Linked DNA regions of Homo sapiens: region 2 is linked to region 1. The links are chromatin contacts, found by Hi-C or POLR2A ChIA-PET in ENCODE. All regions are on one chromosome and are shown on one strand. Each heading gives the region's core, a stretch centred on a gene start or an enhancer-like site at or near the end of the contact. The rest is flanking DNA. Distances are from core to core; before and after follow the strand shown.

The links. Hi-C counts contacts between places; a loop is a spot of excess contacts on that map. ChIA-PET counts read pairs that join two places held with the same protein, here RNA polymerase II (POLR2A). Pooled maps may share reads with other maps.
Region 2: a loop to region 1 is called in a map of CD8-positive, alpha-beta T cell, with 13 times the contacts of the local background. The contact joins the promoter of TIGD4 here to the promoter of ARHGAP10 in region 1. A Hi-C loop is called at or near these places in 1 of 168 maps with a recorded cell type or tissue (CD8-positive, alpha-beta T cell) and 2 of 50 pooled maps. POLR2A ChIA-PET finds 5 or more read pairs at or near these places in 1 of 52 experiments (activated T-cell).

Annotation. Positions count from the first base shown.
Region 1 is chr4:147,728,672-147,735,291 of GRCh38, forward strand. ARHGAP10 (Rho GTPase activating protein 10) reads left to right here and starts at 3,417. Exons shown (of 23, transcript NM_024605.4): 1 at 3,417-3,784. The coding sequence starts at 3,631. RefSeq lists enhancers at 3,028-3,920, 3,921-4,813, 4,134-4,203, 5,332-5,461 and silencers at 3,114-3,633, 3,944-4,023.
Region 2 is chr4:152,778,298-152,784,815 of GRCh38, forward strand. TIGD4 (tigger transposable element derived 4) reads right to left here and starts at 1,433. Exons shown (of 2, transcript NM_145720.4): 1 at 1,185-1,433. It overlaps ARFIP1 (ARF interacting protein 1), which reads left to right and starts at 1,657. Exons shown (of 9, transcript NM_001025595.3): 1 at 1,657-1,929. RefSeq lists enhancers at 875-1,084, 1,535-1,694, 1,885-1,934.

The sequences.
Region 1 (6,620 bases), core at 2,167-4,666:
TTGGGATGAGGCCAGTCTCCCCCAGAGACCAAAAGCACGGTGAGGACTGTTTTGTGTGCTGCTGCATCATGAGCACCTAATACGGTGCCTAATACATATAAATGATCAGTAAATATTTGTGGGAATAATTGATTAATTAAGATGAAACCTGGAAACTCAGTAGCATCTGCTTTTGTGGCCACTTTTCTTGAGTTCTGTCTTACATGGTTTAAAACCATGATTTAAGGGCTCTCCTGCCCCGAAAATCTTTCCCACATTGATGGAATGTAATCTGTCTCCTCCTCTCCCTCATCCCTCTCTTCAGCCCATCCTCCACACTTCCTTCTTCCTTGAGTCTCATTATTATCATAATTTTCAGCAGGCACTTTACAAACACAATTTCATTAAATCTTCTCAAGCAACCTGCAGCTGCAATGTCATCATCTCCATTTCACTGATGGTAAGTCTGAGGTTTACAGAAAATTACCTTTGCTAAGGTTGCACAACTGTTAAGTAGTAAAGCTGGAGCTGGAACTACTAAATATCTATCTTTCCACTGTCCACTGTACAGAGATTTCTCTTCAGTTAGTTATACTTATTCATTCCACATTTACTGATCACTTGTATACCAGACACTGCATAGGCATAGCTGAATAAAACAAAATTAATCAGGCCCCTCCACTCATGGTAATTATTGTGGACCTATTTGGTAATGAATTAAGATTCATATTCACTAGCTCTTTAACACTGGGTGTACATGTGTGTGAAGTGATAAGTAATATTTTTTATGATGTTTTGACATTGTTTTAAACAACTTTTTTTTTTCTCCAAATATCTAAAGAACTGGGCACACTGAATAAACCAGAGTTTTTACGGCTTGAAGTCTAATGTGGTAAAGGAGAAGCAGTTCTAGAGTAGTTCATCTTAAAAAAAATTTTTTATTGAGATATATTTCACAGACCAAAAGAAATCCACCCATTTATCACATACAATTAAGTGATTTTGAGTATATTCAGAATTGTGCAACCATTACCAAAATGTAAATTTAAATTGTTTTCGGCCAGGCTCGGCGGCTCACTCCCATAACTCCAGCAATTTGGGAGACCAAGGTGGGAGCATCATTTGAACTAAGGAGTTTGAGAAAAGCCTGGGCAACATAGTGAGACCCTATCTCTATGAAAAATAAAAATATTAATAATTTTCATCACCCTGAAAATAAACTCCTGACTACATATACCCTCCACTCTATCCCCCAGTCTCTAGCAACCACTAATCTTTCTGCCTCTATAGATTTACCTGTTTTGGACATTTAATATAAGTAGATAGTATTGGCCTTTTGCAGCTAGGTTCTTTTACTTAGTATAACGTTTTCACCGTTATTGTGCCGTAGCACGTGTCAGTACTTCATTCCTTTTTATTGTAGATTAATATTTCATTTTATGGACAAACATTTTGTGCATCCATTACACAGCTGACAAAGGACATTTTGGTTGATTCTACTTTTTGGCTATTACGAATAATGCTGCTATGAATATTTGTGTGTAAATATTTGCGTGGACATATATTTTCATTTCTTTTGGGTATATATCTAAGCGTGGACTTGCTGGGTCACACGGTAACCTCCATGTTCAATATTGAAGAAGTCTCAGCAGCCCCTCTATGAGAAAAGGTTTGGGTTTCTGCTCTGAGGATTGAGTGTGGTCAGTGCTTGGCTGTTTCGCTAGGCCCTCATTTTTGTTTACACCCCCTCTCTTCTTGTCTTTCTTCCCCTTTATTTGCCTCTTTTATTCTCTTTTCTGTAGACTCCAGTCTCCTGCTGGTTTTAGTAGGAACTGAAGCTTTCACCGCCTAAAAGTTATTTGTAAAACACTTTGAACTCTCTGGAGGATGGACATTAGAGTAATAATGTTTATCTGTGGGTTAGGCACTCCTGGTGCTGTTTTGTAACAAAAGGGCTTATTGAGTAGGAGGCTTATTTAACTTGTTCGGGAGGGTTACCCTCCTACAACATGCTGTCCAAACAGATTCTTAATTACCCAGCTGAGAGTCTGAACGTCTTGAGGAATTACTTTGAAGTTTCTCGTTAATATTACCATCATATCATGTAAGTCTATATCGCGAGTTTGTAGATGTATGGAGTTCCTAGTGGGTGCCCGGCACATAATAATTGCTTAATAAATTGCGATTATGAAACGTTACTCTAATGAACTATTAGTGTTTTTTTTTAAGAAATACTTTTTTTTTTTTTTGAGACATTGTCTCGCTCTGTCGCCCAGGCTGGAGTGCAGTGGCACCATCACGACTCACTGCAACCTCCGCCTCCTGGGTTCAAGCGATTCTCCTGCCTCAGCTGGGACTACAGGCACGTGCCACCGCACCCGGGTACTTTTTGTATTTTAAGTAGAGACGGGGTTTCACCATGTTAGCCAGCTGGTCTCCAACTCCTGACCTCAGGTGATCTACCCGCCTCCGTCTCCCAAAGTGTTGGGATTACAGGCGTGAGCCACCACGTCCGGCCTAAGGTATACATTTTAATACTTTAAAATGCCTAACTTTTTTTGGGACACACTGGAGTTGTTTCATAACACACAAAATAGGCTTTTTGAGGGCACTGACATAAATTCTCATTGATCGTCACCCCCACGCGGTGAAAACCACACGTTACCTGGCATGTTTTCCGGTAGTTATTTTTAGAATAATAAAGATCGTCTTCACCTACCCCAGCAAATTTAATGTGCTGAACACAACAGAAACAACTTTTCTGTGGTTTAGCCAGCCCTCTCTCTTCAACTAAGTTATTTAGTGCGGATACGCAGAGAAGTGTAATAGGAGCTGCTGGGCCACCAAGAAAACGCTCTTGCCATTGTAAGGCTTCGATCTCAAGCGGAGATTTACCACGCATCTCACTTTAAACTGGGAAAGGAACCGGGATAAGGAAAAGAGCCCCCTGTGCGAGTTCGTTCCCAGCTCGGGGTTGGGGGCGTCCCAGGATAAATGAGATAAATGAGTTAATCATCTCCTGCAAGGCAGCCACTTCAGAGTTATGTCGCCCGCCTGCGGGGACTAACGACTGCAATTAAGACGCTCCTTCTCGGTCCCGGTCGGGTTCCGTGCAGCGGGGAGCCGACTGTGAGTCACCCCGGCCCCGGGAGCCCAAGCAAAGGGGAGGGGAGAGCGCCCAGGGTGGAGGGGAGCCGCGGGGCGAAATTCTAGCCCCAGGACGCCTCGGAAGGAAGAGGAGGGGCAGCTGCGCGTGGGGAAGAGAAGGAAGAGGCGTCCAGGGAAGGGAAGGGAGGAAGAAGGAAGGCGGAGGAAAGAGAAGGGGACGAGCGGGAGCGCGGGCCCGGCCGGGTGGCGCCTCGGGGAGTGTCTGCCGCGCGGGGGCCGGGCGGGGCGGGGCCGCGGGCGCTCAGAGCTCGGCGGGGGCTGCCGGGATTGGGGCGCCGCAGCTAGCGCTGGTCTCGGTGGCAGCTCCTCCGCGCCGCAGGACTCGGCTCTACGGGACATGTCCGTGCCGCGCTCGCCGCGCGCCCGGGCCTGCTAGCTCCTCTGTGCTCCCTGAACGCGCGGCGCCGCACCTGGCAGCGGCCTCGGAGCTCGGCTCGGGCAGGAGCGCGCGGCCGTGCGCACCGCGCAGCGACCGCTGCCGTCATGGGGCTGCAGCCCCTGGAGTTCAGCGACTGCTACCTCGACAGCCCGTGGTTCCGGGAGAGGATCCGCGCTCACGAAGCGGAACTCGAGAGGACCAACAAGTTCATCAAAGAGCTCATTAAGGACGGGAAGAACCTCATCGCTGCGACGAAAAGTAAGCGGGGACGCGGGCGCGGACGGGCTGCGGCGTGGCGAGGCGGCTGGGGGAGCCTCTCTCGGCAGGAGACGGAGGGTCTTGTGTCCGGGGCCAGCAGCCAGAGGAACGGGGAATTCATTCCGGACCAGCCCAGCTCTCTCGGAACCCCGGGGGGTCCCTGGAATCATTCCTCCTCGAGGCAGCGCGGCGAGTCCCCATTCCCGCCCCTGCGGCTCTGCGGCGGCGGGAACCAGCTGCCAGCGGGCCCCGCCTGGGCCCCGCCTGGCCCCGGCCGAACACCCCTCGCTGAATGCGCGCTCCGCTGGACCGACCCTAGGCACTCCTGGCCCGGAGTCAGGTTTCATTGCTGCCTAAAGCTACTCACAATCTCTTACAAAACCGAGGCATCTGTTTGCCTAGTTTTGTTTTGTGACTTCTCAAAAGAAATTTCTTGGGGATTCTTTGAAACCCTGCGGGAGTGTTGAGTTTTCCAGAGTCCCCTTAAGCTTCACCTTTTCCCTCTCATTGTCTGATCTTCCCCGACAGTCCTGTTCCAGGTCCTTCACGTGCCAAACCAGAAAGTCCACCTGGCTTTATGCTGCTTCCGCACATTCCTCCCCTGCCGTGCTGAGGAGGGTTCAAAGATTGGGGTTTGGAAGGGTGAGCGGACAGCCTGCCCTCTAGCCTAGGCGGGCACTGCTTGCAAATAGGGAATTCCACCCCGGTTAGGCTTGGTGCCTTCCTCCCCTGAACTTCTGTCTCTTAAACTCGGAAGAAGACACGAGATACAGGAGAGATAACTGTATTTTAGTGTAGTTGAGGAGAGTCTTTCTAGGAGAGAAGGGGCCAAAATTCATGCAGAAATACTGAGTTAGTGATGCTACTGGAAAATGGGGCGGAATTAGCCCCAGTGAGGAGCTGGGCAGCCTGACCATCCCTTGGATCCATAACCCCTTCGGAGGATGGCGGTGAATGTCCCCTTTCCCCCTTTAAAAGACCTGTCCATACAGCAGACAGGGACTTGGGCAGTATCCAGCCTTGAGGGGCTGGGTTCTTAGGGCCTTCATCACTCACCTAGATTCTCAGTTCAGTAATTCTCAGCCTTAGGTATTCGTCCCTTGTACATTTGTTTGTAGATACCACCTCTGGGGAAAATCCCCCATCTCACTGTTCTCCCGACCGCGCCCCGCCCCATTTTTCAGTAAGGGCGATTAAAACATATTGATTATACTGTCTCGGGCACCCAGCATGGTGCCTGGTACAGTAAATATGCATTTAATGAATAAGTTGAAGTACATTTCTGTGGGAAGAATTTAGTGAGCCATCCCTGTAATTTTGGAGGCAAGTCACTCAACTTCTCTGGATGATCTCCAAGGTTCCTTTTGGTTCTCTGACCTCTTTGGTGTTGCAAAATCAGGACTGGGACTCACTTAGGGTTTTTTTGTTTTGTTTTTAAGTCTCTGCTGCTTGAATCAGAAATGGGACTCTGGGACATGTGACAAGTGGGCTTATTTGGTTGAGGGCTCTCCAGGCCCTTGGCATCTGGTATGTGTGTTGGGTGGGAAGTAGGGGGGCGCCTATACATATGGAGGAGTGAGCATAGAAAGGAGGAGTTGGGAGCGGGGGTGCAGAGTGAACACGAGAGAATGAGGACTGAGGACTCTTTCTGTAACTTGATGTTAACCAGAGTCAGTGGCCGGGAGAATGTACCTTCTCTCTCATTGGTTGTAGTAGTTCCCTCTGGAGCTAGAGAGGTGTGGAGAGAGGCAGAGGGCAAAGCCAGTTTGGCCACTGGTAGAAAGCTATTTCTGTGACAGCATATTAGCTTTCCTGCCATCAGGACACATGCGTTAGGTTCCAGCAGCAGCCAGTGCATCTGGGGGGCCAGATGTCAGCTTTCCTCCAGACTGTAGACTTTCTTGAATTTGTGAATTAGTATCTTACTCATTTTGATTCTCGTCCTTTAGCATAAGAAACATAACTTGTAATCATGCTTTGAGAGTAATTGGGAAGTGTCTTTTTTTCTCGTTATGTTCATTAAGAATTTATGTTTAAATTCTTTCCCAGAAGGTGACAGGAACACAGCTGTAGCTCACATGCCTTTTCCCGCTTGCTCCATAAAGTTTACTTCTAGTTCCTATCAAAGACTAAGAGCCTTGGACTAAAGTCAGGGGACCTGAATTTAATTCTTCTTCACTGGTTAGGGCGTGGCTATAGGAAAATTGAGCAGGTCTTATTCTTTTGCGTCCAACTTCCCCTGTCTACCTCTTAGGGGAACTAATAAGGTTCTGCAGCATTTGAAAATGGCTTGATGAGGTTATTTGAAACTGCAGTCTAGGTAAATGGTTCATCTAACCAGTTGAGCTTTTGTATAACATCAGAGAGTCAAGGGATGACATTGGGTGGAGGATCTACAGAAAGAATAAAACCCACTAGGTCAGATTATTTATATTTCCAGATATTTTATATTTTATTTTACAAAAATGACCTTTTGAGCATTTCGAGAAGTGTGTATTTAAGTGATTTCTATTTTTAATTGCCCTGCACGGTGTCTCCTGTTTGCATTACATTCTTGGAAGATTTCAATATGTAATTTTGATGGCTTGATGCTTTGAAGTCTTCCATAAATATTTAGAGTTTTGAGGCCTATGCGACCTGAAGGCTTACTGCTGAATTCAATTAGGTAGCAATCTGCAAATATTTAGCACCTATAATTTGCTAAATACTGGAATTAGATACGGATTTATAATGGGGTAGAGGCCCTTGCCCTTGAGTTTACTGTCCTGTAGTTGAAATTACTTCAATCTAAGGAACATTTTTGAACTCCTTCCTGCACTGTGCTAAATTCTTGAAG
Region 2 (6,518 bases), core at 183-2,682, 5.0 Mb after region 1:
ATTCAAGCACCGCTGAGTCCTACCGTACACTTCCTCCAAGTCACCCTTCTGAAACCCTAGGAACAACACTTGTACTTAGCTGCAAGTTCTGTAGTTGCTCAGTTCCTACACAATTACAGCAGTAATTAATTTAGATTGGGATTATTTTCTTATAATTGAGAAGACTAATGGTCTCCAAACCAACAAGATGGCTTTGTACAGAAAAATCCACAGTAAGCTATAACAATTGAAGTTACAGTTTGAGTGGGTTGGCATATATATTTGCTCCTTTCTTTTGTTTAAGACAGAACCACTTAAGATAAGAGATTTATGTTTTGGAATTTCAGTACTATTTTTTTAAGAGGTGGTATCCTAGAGAGCTCAATCAATATTGTTATACATTGGAAACATTTATGGTGCCATAGGTGTTTACTATTCACAGATCTGGGGAAGATACCTGCCAGGGATATTTCACTACACTGAAACTCCCTGGAAATCTGTAGAGGTAGAGCTCTGCCTTTGGGCATTAGTCATTAAAAATATCTTGTCAGCTACTGTGACAAGTAAAGGCAGCTGAGAAGTACGGTCTAAAGAAGGGTAAATCTCGCCGTGTGCACAGTTACCCTTCGCATTTCTACAAGTGAAATGGGAGTAAAAATGAGCATTCAAAGCTGTCAAAGGAAAAGCAGTCCAGCAGTTCGAAGGGATATTCTGTGATGGACCAACTGTATGGTACAGTGTGTAAATGAACTTCAGGTCTATCTAGCGCCACGGGGGAGCCACGCTTTCGCACCACTGAGCTCTGGGGATGGGGAGAGTAGTGCAGGTTGGGGCCCCGTTTAGGAAACTACGAAGGGCTCTGAGAGAGCGAATTGTTCAGCAGTTTCCGTGACAGAACAATGATCTATTTAAGAAGTAATGGGGCAAGCAAAGAAAGCAGAGCTCGGTCATCCGGAAAAAGAAAGAGGAGCCGGAAAGAAAAGTATCAAGGAATCTACTGTGAGAGAGCGAGCAAAAAGCAAAAAGCGATCACAAATCCAGAGCAAGTAAGAGCTCAGGGATGCCGGGCCCGGGGGTCTAGCCTTTCTGAAGGGAGAGGGCTCCCCAGGCACGGGGGCAGCGCGAGGCAGCGCCCGCATTCCGTCTGCTGCCTTATCTTCGCATTCTCCCTACCACCCCCACCTTCCCCCCGGGACTGGAATAACCTTCTTCGTGCTCTCCGGTGGCTGAGAAAGCAGCTTTCGCTCTTCTGTGGTAGCGTGGAGGTGAGGTACATCTACCTCCACCCTCCCGGCACCAGCTCACGGTCTGTTGGGGGGGTCCTCCTAACGTGTGAGGCTAGGGTGTGTGAATGAAAAAGAGGGAGGCGGAGGCCTCCTGGAGACCTTCGACCTCTCAAGACCAGGCAGGGGCGCCCTTCCGCAAGCTCCCAGCTCTAGCCGGTGCCTCTGGCCCCGCGCGCATTAGGTCGCTGCCAGAAAATTACCCGGGCAACGACACCGCCGGAGTCCCGGATGTGGTTGCTAGGGCAGCAGAGGGAGGGGCGTAGCCCGCCTCCCGGAGAAGGGCGGAGGGATCCTCGTGGGAGGTGCGCTGACACCACCGAGACGTGGCCGGGCAAGGCCGGATTGAGGGAGAGAGAGGCCGTCCAGGGCCAGGGACAACGCTACTTCCGGTCTCCTCACTTCCGGCTTCGCTGCTCTTGGTTCTGGTTCTGGAGGCTGGGTTGAGAGGTCGCCGGTCCGACTGTCCTCGGCGGTTGGTCAGTGTGAATTTGTGACAGCTGCAGTTGCTCCCCGCCCCCGAGCAGCCGAGGTGCGTGGGGGAAGGGGAAGAAGGAAAAGGTCCGGGTCGCGTTTCCGCTCAGTTTTTGCCAGGGTTGAGGCGATTCCAGAGAGCGGCGGAAAGGATAAGCCTCGACTTAGAAGCTACCGAGTTACCCTAAGAAAGGTGAGGGCGGAGCTGGCTCGCCTGGGAAAAGGCGGGGGAAAGATGGTTTGAGGTGGCTGGTGGGGCGGGCACGTTGCCTACGGGTTCACCGTTCCGAACTTTCACAGGGCACGCCTCTCCTTAGTCTGTGCCGTATCTGCCCAAGTGTTATGCCTTTGGTTTCTTCTGTCCTTCATTCCTTCTGTCCCTCTGAGTGTGCCCCCGAAACAGTCGAGTGAAGGTGTAGGACCGGCCCTTGCAGGGAGGCACTCTCTTGGCTTTGCATACATTGGGTGGGAAAAGGAGTTGCAGGATCCAGAATCCGGACCTTTCTTGACAAAGTGTCGGAGTGGGCCACCTTCAGGCTTGCTGTCCAACCCTCATTTCTCCCCTCTTCTCCCTGCATCCCCAGCTTCCTCTCTCCCGCAGTGGGAGGAAGGGAGATAGTGACAGTCCCTCTGAGAGATTCATCTGGCAGTGGTGCAGAGAGGAGTCTTGCCTGTGAAATGTCCCAAGCCTGACTAAGGAATGCTGGAGTTTTGGAAAGGGAGTTGTTCGATTGTCTTCTGCTCCGTTCCTGTTTGCCAAGTTACTACTGTTTACGTGTCTAGGAAAAGGAAATAATTTTTTAAAAACAGTTTTTAGATGCTAGACGTTTTTCCCTTTTACTTTATTTTGTTATTACTTCCTTTGTTTTGTTCTTACCTTCCTCTTGAGCCCTTTGATTTCAAAAAGTTTACACTTTATACTTCCTGCAGATCCTTTGGCCACTCTTAGGATTTCTGTCCCCCGCCCCTACCCTGTTTTCTCCTAAAGTATAAAATTCATCTAACTACATTATTATTTGATAAGGAAAAGCCGGAAGAGATCCAGAACTTCGCATAAACTTTTGCTTTCATACTTTCACCTGTAAGGGTGTGTTCATGTTTGCCATTTAATTAACTTAATTGGCATAGAAATGTGCACCAGAAATGGTTACCTTAAGTCAGCCGTCTGTTAAGGCTTCAGGAATTGGCCTTTTCTTTTTTCTTTTTTTTTTTTTTTTTTTGAGACAGAGTCTCACTCTGTCGCCCAGGCTGGAGTGCATTGGCACGATCTCGGCTCACCGCAACGTCCACCTCCCAGGCTCAAGCTTTTCTCCTGTCTCAGCCTTCTGAGTAGCTGGGTTTACAGGTAGGCGCCACTACCGCCTAGCTAATTTTTGTATTTTTAGTAGAGACGGGGTTTCACCGTGTTGGCCAGGCTGGTCTCAAACTCCTGACCTCAAATGATCCTCCCTCCTCGGCCTCCCAAAGTGTTGGGATTACAGGCGTGAGCCACCGCGCCCGGCCGAATTGGCCATTTCATTGCTGTTCTCTCAGAGCGGCTACAGATTACTATATTTTACTGCTGCCTTAATTCTGCTTTTCTTTCGTTTGTCCTGTGGTGTTTTTTGTTTTGTTTTCCTTGCTTAGCATGACCCACGTCTTCTCCCAACTACCAAGTCTAACACACTTTTATCTGAGAAAAGAGAAAAGATTTCTAATGTATTTTGTGGATTAAATCCCTGCCTCAGTTACTTTAGTTTCTTTCCAAATTGATAAACTGGTTTTCCTTGGATTATGATTTGCCTTAATCCTGGATGATGACTTGGGGTTCATGGCCTAAGGGTCAACAACTTTCAGGGGTCTTCCTCATTCCCACCCCTGAAATTATATGCAGTTTTGTTTGAGTGAATTTTTTTCCCCCCTGGGGAAAGTGTCCATTGTTTTTATCAAATTCTCAAAGGAGATATACAGCCTCTTGATAGATTAAAACCACCACTTAGGCAGTGTCTTGTTGAAGTTAGTGAAAACAGGTTTTGTGTGTGTATGTGTGTGTGTGTTTTCCACTTAGGCAGTATCTTGTTGAAGTTAGTGAAAACAGGTGTGTATGTGTGTGTGCTTTCCCAAACTGTGCAAAGGAGATATATAGCTTCTTGATAGATTAAAACCACCACTTAGGCAGTGTCTTGTTGAAGTTAGTGAAAACAGGTAGGGGTGTGTGTGTGTGTGTGTGTGTGTGTGTGTGTGTGTTTTCCCAAACTGTAAATTGTTTGCTTTGGGACCAAGGAAAGGAGAATGCAGGGATTCTTCTAGTTTGATATTGAAATCTCTCCTTTAAAACATTAGTGTTTCTAAATTCCTTCCTAGACTTACAGAAGGAAATGAGGCTGCCCACTTTATTTCCTGATTTGTGGTTTTGAGGTTTCTTCTTAGGGATAGCTGTTTGTGGTCCATGCTCTGGAGATCCAGTGGATTTACAAACTGATGTGCCTATCTTTAATATGTATTAAATATCACCAACCAACTAGGCACAGTTCAGAGTAAAAAATTTAAATTCTAGTTGTATTTTGCTTTCATTTTCTTAATTTTTTTTGCTTGAGGCATGTACCTTAGGATTTGATTTGGCTTTGCTATGAAAAACAAACAAGATGTTTCAGTGGTGTGGTCCTTTGGAATGTTGTTGCTTATCTTGACATCCCCTTTCCCTCCATTCTGTATGAGATATTTTAATGATTGTTTCTCTCTTGTGAATACGTTAGTATCCTTCCAAGCTTAATGTAAGTTTTAGAGTACATATTTGAACTTACTGATTTGGTTGTGAATTATTTGTTGATTGAGGGTTGCAGTTCTAAAGGTCTGATACTTTTTTTTTTAGAATGTTAACTTGAAGAGACCTATACAGCTCATCATAGTCTATCATGAGTATCCAGTTTCTTCTGCTCACAGAATAAGTTTTCCTCTGTCTAGCAACCTCACTTGGGGGAGCAGTCAACATAAGTTTATAGAGAATAGCGTATGCTAGGCTGGGCACGGTGCCTCACACCTGTAATCCCAACACTTTGGGAGGCTGTGGCGGGTGGATCACTTGATGTCAGGAGTTCAAAACCTGGCCAACATGGTGAAACCCCATCTCTCCTAAAAATAAAAAAATTAGCCGGGTGTGTGTTGCATGCCTGTAGTCCCAGCTACTTGGGAGGGGCTGAGGCAGGAGAATCGCTTGAACCCAGGAGGCGGAGGCTGCAGTAAGCCAAGATCCCACCACTTCACTCCAGCCTGGCCAACAGAGTGAGACTCCATCTCAAAAACAACATCAACAACAGACTAGCTTATGCTAAATTAGTTTCCTTTTAAGGTAATGACAAATTCGGAAGATATTTTATATCTAACACTGTAACAGTTACATTTATTTGCTTACCATGTGCATTAAGCTAAGTGCTTTACATTATTATCTCAAATGATAACCTTATAAAGTGGCTAAAGTCCTCATTTCTGTAGGTGAAGAAAATAAAGCTGAATGATTAACTGAAGCTAAAGTAGTCTGCTCAGAATTGCGCTGGTGGAGCCAGTGCATGGCTCCACCTACGTTGTCTGACTCTAGACTACTACTGTAGACAACTTCTACCATGCGTCCATTATGTCCTTTTTGAAATGAGTTGGAGATATATCACCTGACTTTCTATCAGGTGTTGAGAAAAGGTTGTTTCCTTTCTTAATCTTCAGTGGATGAACATCTGGTTGAATATCATACTGAGAAGTTTGACAAAAAAGTGAATTTGGTGGAGGCAGTTGGTAGGGGTTTCCTATGGGGATGGATATAAGTCTCTGGTGTGTGTGTGTGTGTGTGTTAGAACACACACACCTACTTGAAATAAAGAATTGTAAGTATTATAAATTCTTGAAATGAAGATTCAAATAATAAGCAGATGGTGTGTGTGTATATGAGGAGGGGAAAATGTGAAAATGAAGATTATAAGTAATAAACTGGGCATTGTAAGAGTCTGGAAGTATAAATAAATTTTAGAATAATACATTTGGGATGGAAAGAATAAATTCAGAATGGAAGAAGGAGTAAATTAAACAGGAAACTTTAATATGGTTATGGATGAAAAACTAAAATATTTGTACAGAATGGAAAGTGAGTTGTTCCACTTAATATGGAAGTTGATGACTTAGGATCATGACAATCTAAAAGTCAGATATGTAGCACTACTTCTGGATGTATGAAAAAGACTATTGGCCTGAAAATAATTTTGTTTTCCTTGATCTTTAGTAGCTTTTGGCAGTCATGGAAGCTGCCGAATGGCTCTTGCAGATTAACAGATATTCTTTATGAGACAAAAGTATTTATTTTCTTTTTCTTTTTCCTTTATTCCTATTCTCCTCTTTCTCCCATCTCTCATTCCATTCTCCTCCATTCCTTCTAAGCCTTTGTCTTAGGATGGGCATAGGCAGGTGTTGCTCAAACCTTTAGTTGTTCCTGAAAAAGGAATATAAAGTCTCTTTATGAAATACACTTTTTTCCCTTAATGAACATACTTATTTAAGTGAATGCTGTTTTTCAGAGTAGGCAATCTGCTTTGAAATCTTCTTCTAGTATGACTGTCGGTTCAGATTGAGACATACAAAAATGAAGTTCTTGCCTGGCTTCGTCACTTCGTGACCTCAGTCACCAGAATCTGAATAACTTTGGGTATTTGGAAAAAATCAGATCCTCTCTTGAAAGACAAAGATTTGGGGATCTGAAGGTAGTTGCAAAACAGGCAATTGCTCAAATCTTTTGTGAAAATATGGCAGTGTCTTTACCAT